Linked DNA regions of Mus musculus: region 1 is linked to region 2. Evidence: chromatin loops called from intact Hi-C (ENCODE). Cell type or tissue: heart. All regions are shown on one strand. Each heading gives the region's core, and the rest is flanking DNA. Links, peaks and the distances in the headings are about the cores only.

Evidence for each region. Hi-C counts contacts between places; a loop is a spot of excess contacts. Peaks named below come from ENCODE experiments on the same cell type or tissue, not always from the same donor. Only the 100,000 strongest peaks of a DNase experiment are listed, where the experiment ranks them.
Region 1: a loop joins it to region 2, with 5 times the contacts of the local background. A loop is called at or near these places in 14 of 42 quality-filtered maps.

Annotation. Positions count from the first base shown.
Region 1 is chr17:53,685,048-53,693,368 of GRCm38, reverse strand. It overlaps Sgo1 (shugoshin 1), which reads left to right and starts at 4,054. Exons shown (of 9, transcript NM_028232.2): 1 at 4,054-4,158; 2 at 5,249-5,379; 3 at 5,511-5,658; 4 at 6,089-6,285. The coding sequence starts at 5,517. It also overlaps the pseudogene Gm31532. In heart, for the core only: a CTCF peak has its summit at 3,640; a DNase peak (open chromatin) is centred at 3,898; H3K4me3 peaks cover 2,420 bases; H3K27ac peaks cover 2,608 bases.
Region 2 is chr17:53,509,119-53,517,458 of GRCm38, reverse strand. It overlaps Pp2d1 (protein phosphatase 2C-like domain containing 1), which reads left to right. Exons shown (of 3, transcript NM_173449.3): 2 at 1,455-2,518. Among named protein-coding and RNA genes, the nearest start is that of Pp2d1, 26 kb to the left of the region's middle. In heart, for the core only: a CTCF peak has its summit at 4,968 (motif pointing left); no DNase peak of the experiment used is centred there.

The DNA.
Region 1 (8,321 bases), core at 322-8,321, 180 kb before region 2:
AGTAGATCAAACAGAAACAACAGAGATTTATTCAACTACAAAGAACAAAGTGATATCACTGCAGGAAAACAGATGGAACTGGACACCACCATGCTAAGAGAAATATGACACACTCTAAAAGACAATATTGTATGGGTTTTTACTCCTATGTAGAATTTAGAGTGGTACAGGGGACATCAAAGTAAAAAAACTGACTATTCAAGGATTGGAAAAGTATAAAATCAAGGAGGCAGGGAGAGAAAAGAAAGCAATAGAGGAGATGAAAATGATAAGCTCATATTGTGTGTTATATAAAAATGCAGCCCCAGGCCAGCCTGGTCTACAGCATGAGTTCCAGGACAGCCTACATAGAGAAACCCTGTCTTGGAAAAAAAAAAAAAATGCAACTGCAAAGTAAATTAAAAAAAAAAAAAAAAGCAGATCTTTAGATTACCAATTATCTGCATTGTTAACCAAAACAAGCCTAAACACCATTTTTAGAGTATACCTTTTCTTTTTCTTTTCATTAAAACAATTTTTTCATCCAACATAATCTAATCATGGTTTCCTCTCCCCCAAGTCCTCCCAGACCCTCCCTACATCTTCATCCTCCCAACTCCTATCTCTGTCTCTGTCTATCTGTATATCTGTCCCTATCTCTCCGGGAAAAAAAAAAATATATATATACCAAATTTTAAAAAAATCTACTGAGTCTAGAGTGAAGGATCAGCAGTAAAGAGCACTTGTTGTCTTGCAAAGAACTTCAGTTCAGTTTTCTAGCACCCACATCTGTAAGTCCAGTTCCCAGAGGTTGCTGTTTTCTCCTGACTCCACAGGTAGTAGACATAATGTGCATGCACACATGCAAGCAAACACTCATCCAAGTTAAAGAAACACACAAATACACCTATTTGTGTATGAATATCTCTATATCATGTTGAGTAAGTACACAGTTTTTAACAATAAACACCATAGACTTATTATGATTTAAAAAAATAAATAAGGGGTTGGGGATTTAGCTCAGAGGTAGAGCACTTGCCTAGCAAGCGCAAGGCCCTGGGTTCGGTCCTCAGCTCTGGAAAAAAAAAAAAGATAAAAAATAAATAAAGCAATACATAGAACGCCCTGGCACAGAGCAGAGCATGCGCTTACGTTACATGTGTTTATGTTGCTGTGATGAAATACATGACAGAAGCAACTTAAGGGAGGAGAGATGGTTCAGGAGTTGTAAGTCCATCATGGCAGGAAAGGCAGGATGACAGACTAGATGTGTGGCAGTGGGAGTGTGCAGTAAATGCTTGTACATGCCACTGAGCAGAGCAGAGAGAGCCTAGGCCCAAAGCAGTCATCCCCAACCCTCCCACCTCCTCCAGCTGTGTCTCATAGCCTAAGGTTTTACAACCACCCGAAACAGCGTTACCATGTAGAGATAAAGTGTTCAAACCCATGAGCCTACAGGGGAGATTTAATATGCCAAAATAGGAATGCAGTGTAGTGGCTCATACCTTAAACACACACTTAGGAGGCAAAGACAGTAGGTTGTATGAGTTCTAGGTCAGTCTGATCCACATACCTATGTCCAAGCCAGCCAAAGCTACATAATGAGACGCTGTCTCAAAAACAAACAAACAAAACGCCAGCACGGCCAGCATCTTAGTTAGGGTTTCTATGGTGAAGAGACACCATGACCAAGGCAACTCTTATAAAGGACAGCATTTAATTGGAGCTGGCTTACAGTTTCAGGGGTTCAGTTCATTATCATCATGGCAGGAAGCATGGCAGCCTGCAGATAGACATGGTTTAGGAGGAGATGAGAGGTCTACATTTTGATCTGAAGACAGAAAGAAAGAGACTGTTTCAGCAGCATTCAATTAAGCCTGGGAGCCCTCAAAGCCTGCCTAAAGAGTGACACACTCCCTCCAACAAGGCCTCCTCATAGTGCCATTTCCCATAGCCCAAGCATATCCAAACTGCCACAGGCAGTAAATTCAATTAAATACTTACATTCTTGGCACTAGGCTGAGAAATTCAACCCTCTAAAATAGAAGTATACAGCAAGGATTCTGAGGTTTAATAAGTTATTTCAAGTGGTTAAGATACATTTCTAAAACATGCAGATGAAAGCTACAAGCAATCTAAAAAGTAGGACTTTCCCCAGCCTGTCTGTCTACTGTACACTTATATAGGTTCTCCACAGCTTGGGACTGCTCAACAAAGGAAAAGACTAAGCCAATATAAGTGGGTACCAAAATGATGTGATAGTTTGCTGCATTTTGGTTCTGACAAATTCCTTAAAACTTTTGGTCACCAAGTTTCTAACATTTGTATGCTATTCAAATTAATACACAGCACATGACATGGTAAGTATTAAAGAATCTTTCAAAGGGTTTTTTAATTCTTATTTTTGTATATATGTATGTGTTCTCTTTGATCACGTATGCCACATGCTGTACACAGGTGCCCATGAAGAGGGCATCAAATCTGGAGCTGAAGTCAGAGGTGGTTGTGAGCTGCCTGACATGGGTGCTCAGAACTGAACTCAGGTCCTCTGCAAGAGCAGCAAAAGCTTTTGATATCTGGATCATATCCACATTTCCAAAGGAATCTTTTTTAAAAAATTTTTTTTAATGTCAGCACTTGGGAGGCCAAGACTAGCATATCTCTGTGTGTTCCTGGTCATCGCAGAAATATCACGAATTTGAAGTCTGCTTAGGCTGTGTAAAAAACCTGCCTTAACCCGTTGTTTTGTTTTGCTTTGTTTTGTTTTTTGAATGCCAAATAAACAGACCAAAACCAAACTTTTTTAGGAGATGGACATGGTGGTACACACATTTAATCTAGCATTCAAGAGACAGAAGCAGGTGGATCTGTTTGCATTTGAGGCCAACCTCAAATATATAGTGAGTTCCAAGACAGTCAAAGGTACACAGAGAGACTTCTCTACAGCGTAAGGAGTTAGAGGTCATCCTGGGCTACAAGAAGACCCTGTCTCAAAAACAAAAACAAACAGAAAACAAAGAAGAGAGCCATAAATGAGCAGCCGTGGAACGATAATCTTAGGACCCTAGGTAAGAAATTAAGAGTGTGAACCTTGTGTGATGACCAGCATAGTAAAATATAACTTGTTATATTGGCTACGTATATCTATCTACCTTATGGCACAAGACATCTGCCAAGGATATGACTTATGAAGCAATCACTCAACTGTGGAGGCTCCAAATGTCTTGTGGTAGGGCTCCCTGCTGCCACCTTCCCCTTCCCATTTTCTTTGTGTGCCTTCAGAACTACCCAGTAACGCTGCCTGATGTGTAAGCGTGCCGAACTTTTCTCAGCATGACTAAACCCAATTCCTTGACTATTATCAGGAACTGATAAAGAAGTTTAGATTGTTCCCGGGAAAGCACTTTAAAAAACGGATCCCACAAGATGACCTTCTAATTCAGTCACGGCTGCTGCACTACAATGACTTCTGAGGTGAGCGCAGCCGGTTGTAAATCTCTTCCGTAAATGCACAGGACAGGATCGGGCTGTCACTTGGCGTTTCTTCTTGAATCAGCCAGGCCCACCCGCAGATCTCGCCAGCGGGCTGAACCTGGAGAGCCCAGTCTCTCACATCAGTCCTTTCGCTGAGCCTGCGCTAAACGTGCTGGATGGACGTTTGCCACACGGGCGCGCCCCGGAGCACAAGAGCTGCGCGGCCTTGGGCGCCCTGACAAGCCACGCCAGGATCTGTTTGGATCTTTCGTGCTCCAACTCAGGCTTCAACTCGAACTCGTCATTCTCCTGCCTCAGCCTTCTGAGAGCTGGGCTCTCAGGCCTGCGTCAACACCCCAGGTCTAACCGGAAGTCAGGGACGCACCCAGACAAGACCCAGTCTCAAAGTCGCTAGATCTCTAGGCTGTGGGAAGGCGGACGCCGAGCCAAGGCCTCAATTCCAGCCTGACTCCACCCCCTCTACCCCACCCCAGCCACAGCTGCGCGTGCGCAGGCGCGCCACGTGATGCCATTCCCCGGGGCCGGGCGCTGCGTCTACGGAGAAGGGCGGGCCGGAGTGTCACGTGATGGTGTCCGGCCAGCCAATGGATACGCGTAACGCAGAATTTCGAATGTGGCGGCGGTAGCTGCGGAGCGCGGCGGAGCGGGAGGTTGCATCTGCTCGTCCGGACCTGAGTGGCCGAGGTACGGAGCGGTACGGGCGGCGGGACTGGAGGTATCTCTCCGACCGGACGACGCGTTCCGCTCGCGAAAGCGAGCACCCCGAAATCGACAGGGCTTTTGCTCAATCAAAGTAGCAAAAACTTTTTAGATAGGGGCCGGAGGAAGGGGTGTTCTCGCCGACTTGCACTGTCTAGCACGCACAAGGCCCGATTTCCATCCCACTGTGCTCGCGCACGCGAACAAACTGTAATTAACTTTAACTCTATCAGTTATTCATTCTGTGTGTCACTCAGATGTCTCCGGTGCAAACTTTTAAAACTTGATGGTGACCCACCCATTCTTATAAGAAGTCGTTGCATTTATTCTGTTGAACTCCCCTCTCCAATCTATCGTATATACACATTGGTAAAAATAAAGGGTTAGATAAGATATACAGTACCAATTTAAGGCTTCATTATGCGTGGAGGAAAATACGTCCTGGTGAGAATACTCAAGAAGAGATTCAAGAAAACACTTAACTAAAAGGAGATGAATCAAGATAGTTCTTGTGGTGACAATTATATGCACACATTGTGGTTGGCAACAGTTTACAATTTTGAGACCAGGAAGTTTATTTTGCTTGAAGCACGCTACTGTTATTAACATGAATACATGTTTTCTCAGCCCCAAAATTACTAGAGAAAAGCTGCCAAACAGAAACCCAGATATACATATAAATTGCTTCTGAACTAATACTGTAATCCTAAACACTAAAGGTTGGCTATAAACATTGTAAGAAAAGTAAGTCTGCTTATGGCTCATACATTTGTGGTCCCAGCTACTCAGGAGGCTGAGGTAGGAAGGACATGAGAGCTCTTAAGTTCAAAACCAGACTGGGTAACAGCAATATCCTGTCCCAAAATAATAAGTTCCCATAGAGCCTAGAATGTTGTACGCCTCCAATGAATATTTACTATAAGATGAATAATTGATACTTTCTGGAGTTATTTAATACTTTCCTATGAAATAGTAGAAGATAAGGTTATAGCAAAAGCATGAATGACATTTTATGGGATTTTTTTTCTTATGATGGCTTGATTCTAACATCTTTTTTCTTCTTGTTTTGTTTTAGATGAATTTCACTATGTAGCCCAAGCATAAATCTATGACCCACCTGCCTTAGCCTTTTTAGTAGCTTGGATTATTCTACAACACCTGACTTAATATTTCTAAGCAGAAAATCAAAATATTGCTTTTTTTGAAGTAAGTTTACAATTTAGTCTTTTGTAATCCCTTCTTGATGAACAGCCTATGTTTCTTAAATTTTATGTTTAAAAAATATCTGAGAAGTGTTCATTGGTTTTTTTTTTTTTTGTTTTGTTTTTAATTCAAAGACAAAGATGGCTAAGGAAAGGTGTCAGAAAAGGTCCTTTCAAGATACCCTTGAAGACATTAAGAATCGAATGAAAGAAAAAAGGAATAAAAATTTGGCGGGGATTGGGAAACGCAAGTCCTTTATTGTTGCACCGGGCCAAGTACCCAGTAAGAGAATTTTGTGTTGTCTTCTTCCAGCATTCTTACTTTGAAAGTGTGGCATTTGTGTGTGTTGTGTGTGTTTCTTTGTGTGTGGAGCACAGTGGGGTGTTGCTGTAGTAGAAGTTCTGGAGTCCTGCTATTAATCTCTGCCCTGTTCCCCTGCAAAGGGTCTCTCACTGAACAAGGAACTATTGTGGCAGCCAGTCAAGCCCCAGAGATCCTCCTGTCTCCACACACCTTTAACACCTTACCTTCCCTCCGTCCTGCCACAGCAGATAGAGTCACCAGTGTGCAGGACCACACCTGGCTCTTTAGGGGATTTGACCTGTGGGCCTCATTGGTTTCTTAGCAAGCACTCCTAGCCATTGAGAGATATCTCTAGCCTCTGCTTCACCTTCTAGGTTGAGGCTTACTAACTGAAAATTTTATCTTATAGCTAACACTGCTACACTACTGAGATATTACCAAGATAACAACAGGTTGTTAGTCTTGGCTTTGGAAAATGAGAAATCCAAAGTGAGAGAAGCACAGGATGTCATCCTGCAACTGAGAAAAGAATGCTACTACCTTACTTGTCAGCTGTATGCATTGAAAGAGAAGCTAACTTCCCGACAAAGTGAAGAAACTACTCAGGTATATTCAGTACAAAACTTTTCTGTGTAGTTTTGCCATATGCAGTTCAGCTTTATATAGATTTAGATATGGAAAATATTCTTAAGTATTCTTCGGAGAGTCACTTTTTAAAAAAATACTTCATTATATCCATTTACTCTGTGTGTGTGTCTGTGTGTAGTTCAGAGGATAACATTAGGTGTTATATAGAAATAAGTAACATACATATATGTGCCCTCACATATAATGTGTATATTGACGTTATCGAAGACAGTTGTCTTTCTAGAAGGTGCTATTTCTTCCTGAGTGTCATGTATACCTGCGATTTTGTGATGCCAGAACTCAATATGCTAACTCAGAAAGACCCAAGTTATGGGTCAACCTGAACTGCACAATGAGACCTCATCTCTAGAAGAGATTTTTGAAGCCTACATATGATTTCATGACTTTTCTCTAAGATTTCAATTACTTTTTAAAGATTGTTTTCCTTCAACACTTAATCTTTTTTCCTCCTTTTTCAGTTAGTACAGTGTAAACCTAATGGTTTCTGAATCTCCCCCATGGTTTTCCAGTTTTTAAACAATTCCTTTTTAATTGTGTGTGTGTGTGTGTGTGTGTGTGTGTGTGTGTGTGTGTGTGAGTGGTGTGAATATATGTATGTGAGTATGTGCAAGTATATGTATGTGAGTGTGTGTGCACATGGAAGCCAGAGACATTGGATCCTCATCGGAGTGGAGTTACAGGCATTTTGAGCCACTTGAAATAGGTGCTGGAAACCAGACTTGGGTTCTCCCAAAGAGCTGTTCACACTCTTAACTGCTGAGCCATACATACCTCCAGCCCCTACTTCGCAGAGTTTTTGCTGAAATTAGAAGAACCAGTGTTCAGTGACTACTTAATGACATAAGCCTCAAAACAGTAGGGGGAAAAATTCTATTATTCTCGCGCCTTCGATGCCATCTATTGATGACTTTCCGTTAAGTGTATTGTTACTAGTTAGTTGCTGATATGTACTTAGCATTTAATATCAGGTGCTTTGCTTGTTTCTCTGTCACACATGCATGTGATCACTTGTGAGCCATCCTGTACCTGTACTTCAGTGCGCAAGGTTGGTTTTTCAGTAGTAGAGAGCTTAGCGTTGTTTCTTTGTTTGTTTCTGACAAGATCTCAATATGTCGACCAGGCTGGTCTCAAGCTCACTGTGTAGACCAGACTGGCCCCAAAGTCTTCCTGCCTCAGCCATCTAAGTGCTGCCATGCGCAGGTTGAGATATTTTAGTGTAAGGTTTTCTTGGGCTGAGTCTGTAGCTCAGAAGTGGAATACTTGTTTAGAATGTACAAGGTCCTGAGTTCATTCGTCCTCAGCACTGCAAAAGTAATTGTGGAAGAAAAGTGAAGATTTGGAGCCAAAGACATCATTGGGTTTGCCGCCGGTTGATACAATCCTGATGAGCTGAGTCCAGTCATTGGGACTCGCCGTGCTGGAAAGAGAACTGACCCTCTCCCCCCACCAAAAGAAGCTGTCCTCTGATCTCTATGCATGCTTCCTCGTGCCTCCCCCCAAATAAGTAAATAATGTTTTAAAAATGTATACACAAAGAAGAGAAGTTTTAAAAGCATGTTTCTTTTGTACTACCATTTTCTAGTAGTTCCTATGTTTTATAGTAAATCTTTATATTTTATATGTGATATATTTATATTATAGTTAAGAGGTGTAGTGTCTGTAGAAACTCTGGCCTTCAAGGTGAAACCACTCTTGGTCAGGTTTTCATCTGTTTGGTTTTTTTTTTTTTTTCTTTGTTTCTCCCTCACAACAGAACTTCAAAAAGAAAAATGGGGAAATTAAAAAAAGGGGACCAAGCATGGTGTTCATAGCTTTAATACCTGCGCTGGAGAAACAGGCATTCAGATCTCTGTAAGGGCCCACCCCAGCCTGGTCTACATAGGGAGTTTAATTTTAGGCTGGCCAGGTCTGTATAGTAAAACCCTATCTCATTTAAACCATGTGCTCTGTTGCTGTGTCAAGATCACCAAAACTTGTGTGCTGCCATTTGGCTT
Region 2 (8,340 bases), core at 260-8,259:
TAAGCCATGTAAAAAATGGTGGGCCATCTCCAGAAAACTTATTTGCCTTTAGCCTTTTCTGGATGGCTCCTGACAAGGAAGAGTAGTGAAAACCACCTACTTGTGTCAGCCCCAGTATGGCCACTTAGGGTCCCTAGTAGAAAGTATGTCTGTGACCTGGCAGATGATATAAATATGTTAAGTAGAAAAGAGTTAGGATGACCCTGGGTCATCACAAAGAGATGGAAGTGTGCTCAGGTAATGGCTATAGGGCAATCTGTGGGACTCCTGTAGATAGGTTTTAGGACTCTCAGAAAGTTTACATTTGGATATGTGTGTGGTAAAGTCAAGGTCTCAGTACATATCCAGAGCTGGTCTCAAGCTCTCAATTTTGTTTCAGCCTCCTGAGTACTGGGATTATAAGTGTGTTGGGCTCCCATCACTCCTGGCTTGTAGAAAATATTTTTCCTTTCTCCCTCTACTCTCTAGTCATCCATTCATTTGTAAAGACATATAATAGTTAATTACAGGCTGGAGCTATGGTTCAGAGACACTGCATTTGCCTAGCCCTGGGATCAATAATGACCAAAATGGAAAAGAAAACGTTATTATTGAGATTGAGACCTGACTAGTTTAACGGAGGTTAGTTGGTAACACTCTATGGTTTTCTTGGTTTTCTTTTTCCCAGACAGAAACTCACCATGTAGCCAAAGCCAACCTCAACCTCATTGCTACCTTGTTTTGGGCTATAAATTATATTGAAAACATTTAAAAATTACAAATGGATTTTATGTTAAAATTGTATATGAGAGTGTGTGCTGGGCTCTCTTCTATCATTTAAGCCTTAATCCTTTGAGGCAGGTCCTTGGTGGATCTGGAACTCACTTTTTTCTTTTTGGTGAGGCTGGTAGCCAGGAAGTCCCAGTCCAGCTATTTTTCTGTCTTCAGTGTCAGGAGAGATTCTGCCTCAAAGGAATAGGAGAAGCATGGTGGAAGAGGGCATCGAATGTTCTCGTTTGGCCTCTATCATCTGCACGTGCACGCACACACTTATAAAATAAAATGTTTCTTCATAGCTGGAGTAAAATATTATTTCTCTGAGTATTTGTTCAGATGTCTAGCTGAATTTGTGGACTGGGCACTTAATTTCACTTAGGCCAACATGGAACAATCAGTGATTTGTTAAGGACCTTTTTGGGGGGCTTTATAAAACTCAACTGTAGGTTTCTATAAAATCATGAATAAGACTGTGCAAAGAGAGTGTACTATTTCTTTCAGGAATCATCTTAAAATATTCTAAAATGTATTTTATGTGTATAAGTATTTTGTCTGCATGTGCACGCAGTGGTAGACAGAGGTCAGAAAAGGCCATCAGGTCTGGAATGAGTTACTGGTGTTATGAGCCTCATGTGGGTCCTATGCAAACACAACAGGTGCTCTTAACCACTGAACCACACATTTCATCTTTCTCCCAGAGTGTTTTGGAGATCAAAAGTGTGGGATGAGAAAACTTCAACATTTACTTCTGATGAGAATCTCAAGATTGGCAAAATGGTTGGCAAAAGGAGAAGGCCTAGACCAAAGCGCTCCATCGACCTGGAGGATTCCACTGAGCAGCTGATTTCTGGTGACATGGTCACATTCCCCTGCTCTGTCTGCTACCGAGAACTGAACAAAGCTAGGAATTTTCTCCATAAGAAACATCACAATGCTCTGAGTATGCTGGGTTTCCAGTGGATGGGAGGGAGGCAACCAAAGCCCAAACTGGTCAGTCTTCATAGAGAGTGTATAATCTCTAACCTTTTGAGATCTTCTACATACAATGAAAAAGTCCTTCACAATGTGAACTACGCATTTGAGTTTCTTTGGAAGAAACAAGTTCCATCATACTTCAAACTTTGTGATAAGGTTGGCGAGACTTCTACGTATTCTCCAAACAGCAACCATCTGATGATTAAAGGTATAGCCATCTGTAGCAATAATAATTCAGCCTGGAAAGCGGAGCCGAACTGTAAATTCACGGTCGTGAACGATTTTGGTGATAAGGCCAATGTGTGCTTTTTCGGTTTATTTGATAGCCATTACGGTTATGCAGCAGCAGACCTGGCATCAAAGGAGTTTCAGGTTTTACTTCTCCATCAATTGTCTATACAGGATCCTTCCTACCAAATGACAGCTGAGCAGAAGCAACTCATCAATTCCTTTGACACGGTGTTCAGGGAGGAATACAGAGCCAGAGAAGAGGCCTTCTCTTCCACATACAAAACCTTCAGAACTAGTAGACGGGAGTATGAGGATACACACAAAGCCTTTGCAAAGGCATTTTGGAGAATGGATAGGCTTCTACGGCTTGGAAGGAATGAGACTTCCCGGGTTCGCTGGAGCGGCTGCTCGGCACTCACTTGTATATTAGAGGGTGGGATTAAGAACCCACATGCTAATAAAGACTGGGAAAAAACCTATCAGCAGGGTTCCACCAGTCTTCCCTTCCAGAAGACTCCACAGATCATATCTGGAGTACTACACCTGGCAAATGCTGGTATGTATCTTCATTTGCATCCTAAATATCTGTAAATGCCTACTCATGCTGCTAAAACCACTGTTATTTAGCAATTTGCTAATGTGCAGAAATTGCACTGAACAACTAAGAAACAAACAAACAAAAATTCCAGTTTAAATAGACTGCAGACACAAAAACCAAGCAACTATTTTTATGGGTACTGGTATGAATTGTGTAATGAAACTTTTCCTGGGAAGACAAAATACACACTTCTAAGTACCCCCAGATAAGGAGCCCATGATAGACCAAAGTATGGAGACCATCAAAGTCCAATGTGGGGAACAGATGAGTTTTACTGGAGCTACTTAGCTGATTATGGAGGAGGGTTACTTACAGGGGCAGAAATAACTCTTAGACACTGTATCACTAAAGCCCATTGCCAGCATGGGTGACAGTTCACAAAGGCTGGGAACCTGGAGCACACTGCACATCCTGCAGGCCACTCAAAAGGTTGGAGAGTGTCCTTTCTGGGTGACTCTGGTCTTCCAGGCAGATAAATTAGTTTCTGCATCTTCTAGACAGCTGGTGTGGCCAGGGCCTCTTTACTTACTTTATTTATAGTATGTTTCATATTTCTCCCCCCTCCCTCTTATTCCCTCCTTCTCTGTGTGTGTAGACAGTAAGTTAAAACAATTCCAAATGACATAACAGAGATGTCGTACAGGTTAAAAACAGTAACTATGCCTAGATCCAAACAAAATGGACATAAGGAACCCACTCTTTTTGAGGGTGGAAAGTTGATTAATAACTGCTAAGACAATCTTGTATACTTTTGGGGACAGGACTCTTGTTTCCCAGGTTCGCCTCAGACTCACTGTATAGTCCAGGGGAGTTTCCTTGAACTTCTGATCATCCTGCCTTCCTTCCTATTGAGAGCTGGACTTACAGACATGTACCCTAACTCTTGGGGCTGCTAGACTGAATGCTTGCCAAGCACCCTACTAACTGCAGTGACTTTCCTAAGGAGAGACCAACGCGTGTGTAACAGATTGTTGTTTCATTCTCAGTGACCATGTGGTATTAATTTCCTAATAGAGGAACCATTTTTCCTTCAGTTTTCTGAGCTTTAAACTGGCTAAGATACTGGGCAAACTCTTCTCACAAGGCCCACTTTGTTGTTCTTACTTTCAACACGGAATTCCTCTGCCTCTCAAAACTGGGGTGTCAGCAATCAGCCCTGGCTAAGTTCTCGTCCTTATCCTTTCTAATTTATATTCTATCTGACAATTCTCCTTTATCTTTTACTTCTTTACTTCATTAAATCCTTATGGGATTAAAGTACTTACACTCATACATATACATATACAGGGTCATGTCTGCAGGGGTGGGGGTGGGGGTAGGTGGAATTGCCACAGCTTTTCAGAATGGTGTCTACAGGACACTATCCACTTAGCAATGGCTAAAAAGTGATTTCTCTACATTCCTTCATTCAGTATTGTCATTTCATTTGGTATATTTGCACTTAACCCCTGAACCAGCTTTTTAGCGCCACCCCCCCCCCCCCTTTTGAGATGGTCTTTCTAGGTAACTTAAGCTAGTTGTTATCTTAGTCAGGGTTTCTATGACTGCGAGAAATGCAAAAAGCAAGATTTAGCTTATACTTCCAGATCATAGACATTGCAAGTCAGGACATGAACTCAAACTCAGAAGGCATGGAGGGGTTCTGTTTACTGGCTTTCTTAGCCTGTTTCTTATAGTACCACTCTAGCCCAGGGATGGCACTATCTACCATGGGCTGGAGCCTTTCATTCTGATCACTAATTGAGAAAATCCTGGATCTCATAGAGGCTCCTTCCTCTCTGATGACTCTTATCAGCATCCAGTTGACACCAGAACTAGGTCAGTATAGTTAGCCTGGCAAACGCCCCCCTCCCCTGCTTTCACCGTTCTCATTCTAGAGTACTGGAATTACAGGTGTGTAATCTGGCTCAATCACTATTTTGATCATACAATGATGTTTATATATGTATTTCTATATGCATCATTTTGTATTTACGTCTTTCAGGAACTCCTACTCCTTTTGTTCTTAATTCCATTATGCTGACCTATTCATTTGGTTTGTTTCCTACCCGGAAAATTCCTTGGTTTCTACCATGTGGATGTCCTGTTGTTTTCTTTCCTTCCTTTCTTTGAGACAGGGTCTCTATTATGTATCCCTGACTGACCTGTAGCTCTGTAATCCAGACTGGCTTCAAGCTCACTGAGATCCACTTGCTTCAGTCTCCTAAGGGCTAGGAAAAAGGAATACACCACCCATACAAGGCTAGTGATGAATTTTAAGATATTATTTGCCTTGATTTTAAAGGAAATAATCAATTGGTGTGGAATTACAGACTGGCAGATTTTTCTCAGTTGTTGGAATCTGTTTCCCTGTTTGGCCTGGCTGGCATCCCTGTCTAAGCCTCTCTTGTTCAGAATGTGGCTCCTCCTTGTGGCTACTTGAAAGATTTTCTCTTTCTCAGATTTTAAGCCATTTATTTGACTGATGGATCTATTTCTCTTTAAGGCTCCTGTCTAAGATCACTCACATCATTTGTGTTAGTCCATTGGACCCTACCAGCTGCCTACAAATGCTCCTTTAATCTGTGCTTTGTTTCACTCTTCTATTTTTTTCCTTTTTTGAAGTAAATATTTTTCTAAATGCAGATGACCTGAGCTCACAAAGATCATGGTGCATGTGTGGAGACCAGACAACTTTCAGGGTTAGTTTTCTTTCTACTGGCAAGCCATCTTTTCTTTCTTTTTAACTCTAATCCAGGCTGTCCTCCTAACTTGTGGCAATCCTTCTGCCTCATTCTGAGCATCTCAACATACTGGATGTTATAAACTCCATACTGGCAAGCCATTTTCTTCCTTTTGGAGACAGGATCTCACTCTAACCCAGCCTGTCCTCCAACTTGTGGCAATCCTGCCTCATTCTGAGTACTGAGGTTACAGATACTAGCCACCATGTCAAATTTTCTTCCTTTCTCTTCCCTTCTCATCTTTCCGTTCTTCCCCCTTTCTCTCACCTTTAGTGTTTTGTTTTCCTCTCCCATTTTCTGAGATTTAGTCAGTCACTAAAGACAAGAAGCTAGAAGTTACAAAGAATTTATTCTTATGTGTTTTTGTGAGTGTAACGTATGTGCAGGTACCTGTGGAGTTTGAAGAGAGCACATTAGATCCCCCAGAGCTGTAGTTATTGGCAGTTGTGAACCACCTGACAGGTCACTAAGTGTTCTTTTTTTTTTTTTAAGATTTATTTATTTATTATATGTAAGTACACTGTAGCTGTCTTCAGACACTCCAGAAGAGGGCATCGGATCTTGTTACAGATGGTTGTGAGCCACCATGTGGTTGCTGGGATTTGAACTCCAGACCTCTGGAAGAGCAGTCGGGTGCTCTAACCCACTGAGCCATCTCACCAGCCCCCCACTAAGTGTTCTTAACCAGTGATCCATCTCTCCAGCCCATTATCATCTTCTGACTTAAGAACTTTGTTTTTTCTGCATCAACTCATCAACACGTGGAGACCCACGTTGTTTACAACATTACAGTACATTGCCCAGGATCGTGTTTGGTGAGATGGGCTAGACCCTGATCCACAGTGACTATTACTGCCCCCTTTGTTTTTTGGACACAGTGGCCTCACTCTTGCAATCCACCTGCCTTATACTACCAAGTTACTACTCCTTTTAAAAACCAGAATAGTCACATGTATCTGCCATATTACAGAAGTGTATAAAGCCAAAGTGCTTGCTTACCATCTTCCTGCTTAAGCTAGTATGTGAATTCAAGCTGTCACATAGAACATTAGAAAGTTGAGCTACTCCCCCCACATAGTTTTAAACCTATAGTAGCATTACTTACACATACATACACTTTCTCTATTTTAAGAAAGGTGCTGAACTACATCCTAATAGTTTATCCAGTTGCCACATTAAATGCAATGTGTTGCTTTGCTGGTGACATTGCTCAGTTTTCAGAATGTCTCCTAAAACCCATAAAGAAGGCATGATAGCACCTGATAGAAGGAGGACTGGGAATTTTAAGACACTGTCAACTACAAAGACAGTTCAAGGCCAGCTCAGGCTATATGAAGTTTGTCTCAAAACCAAACCGAACCGAACCGAACCGAACCAAACCAAACCAAACCTCCCCACTCAATAATTACTGACTTACCTGCTACAGATCAAAGTAAAAGATCCACAAGTTAGGATAAAAGAAGAATGAAAATAGAAATTTGTGCAGACTGCGGGAGCATAATTTGCATAGCACAGGGTCACATTTTGCAAGCAACCCAGGACCTCAATTAGCATTCATTCTATTATGTTAATGAGGCAAGACTACTGTTTATCTCACATCAGGTTAGGCTTTCTGTCAAATCATACCAGTTGGACAGACTTCAGCCTTTTAAGCCTAGATTCTTATTTGCTAAACAAATCAAAAAGTTTTTCTGAAATGAGGCAGACACAGGAAGATCTCAAGTTTAGGTCAGCATGGGCTACATATTGAAACTCTATTTCAAAATTAATCAAAAGAAAAACAAAAATAAGTTAAAAGTTGAAGAAACAGAATTGAACACATTAGCAACAAAATTCTGATTCCAAGTATAGCACTGTTAGAGGCCTAAATATTCTTTGATTGTAGACAGGGTTCACTGTGTGTAGCCTGACTGTCCTGGAACTCACAGGTCTCTGCTTCTTGAGTGCTGGCACACCACCCCCACCTGACAGAATATTCTTATTTTAAAGTGTGTGGTACACGTGCATGTATGCCACAGCATGCATGTTGAAGTCAAGGGCAGCTTTGGGGATCAGGTTCTCTCCTTCCACCATATGGGGTCTAGCTCAAACAGGTCATCAAGTGTCTCTTCACACTGAACCATCTCACTGCCCCCACCAAATTTTGCTTTTAGAACTGGCATATTAAAGTAGGAATTTTAATTTTCAGGGGCAGAGTATTCAGATACCAATGCCACCTGAGATATGCTGTGAATCACAATGCTGTACCAAAAACTACTGCTTGTTCTTAAACATATGATGATTCTAAAATCTTGGGGAAAACAAACAAAAAAAATCCAAACCCCTTCTAACAGCATCTTTTAATCTGTCTGGACCAGATTTAGACTTCAGGACATTAATGAAGCAAAATGTTGCAAATATCCCAGGTTTATCTCAACTATGGTCATACCATACTGCCATCTCTTACTGAAGACTTCAGTTAACAACTGTCAAGAGTTTAATGTGGCTGCCTATTTCCCCAACATGAATTCTTATAGAACTGTTTAATTACACATTAAGGAAACCTAGGATGGACACTTAACAGTGGAATTTTATCATCCATATCCTAAATACATTTGAGTTTTAACTTTGACCAGTAATATACATATGTATATATATATGTATACATACTTTGTTCATTTATTCATCCATTTATTATTTATTGATTGATTGTGTGTGTATATACCTGTATATGAAGGTCAGAGGACAACTTGTAGGAGACAATTCTTTTCACCATGTGAGACCCAAGAATGGAACTCAAGATTAGCAGGCCTGGTAGCAGCTGTCTTTAACTAACTTTCTTAACAGCCCCCAACAGTTTTTGTCCTTTAAGGATTTCTCATTTTTATGTGTATGTGGTCCTGTGCACACAAGTACAGAGGCCAAGGGCATCAGGTCTCCTTATACCTGAAACTACAAGCAATTGTGTGCTAACCTACATGATGTTAGTAATTGAATTCAGGTACTCTGCTAGAGGACCTCTTTATTGCTGGGTCACCTCTCAAAACCCCACCAAAGATTTTGTTGTTGTTTGTTAAT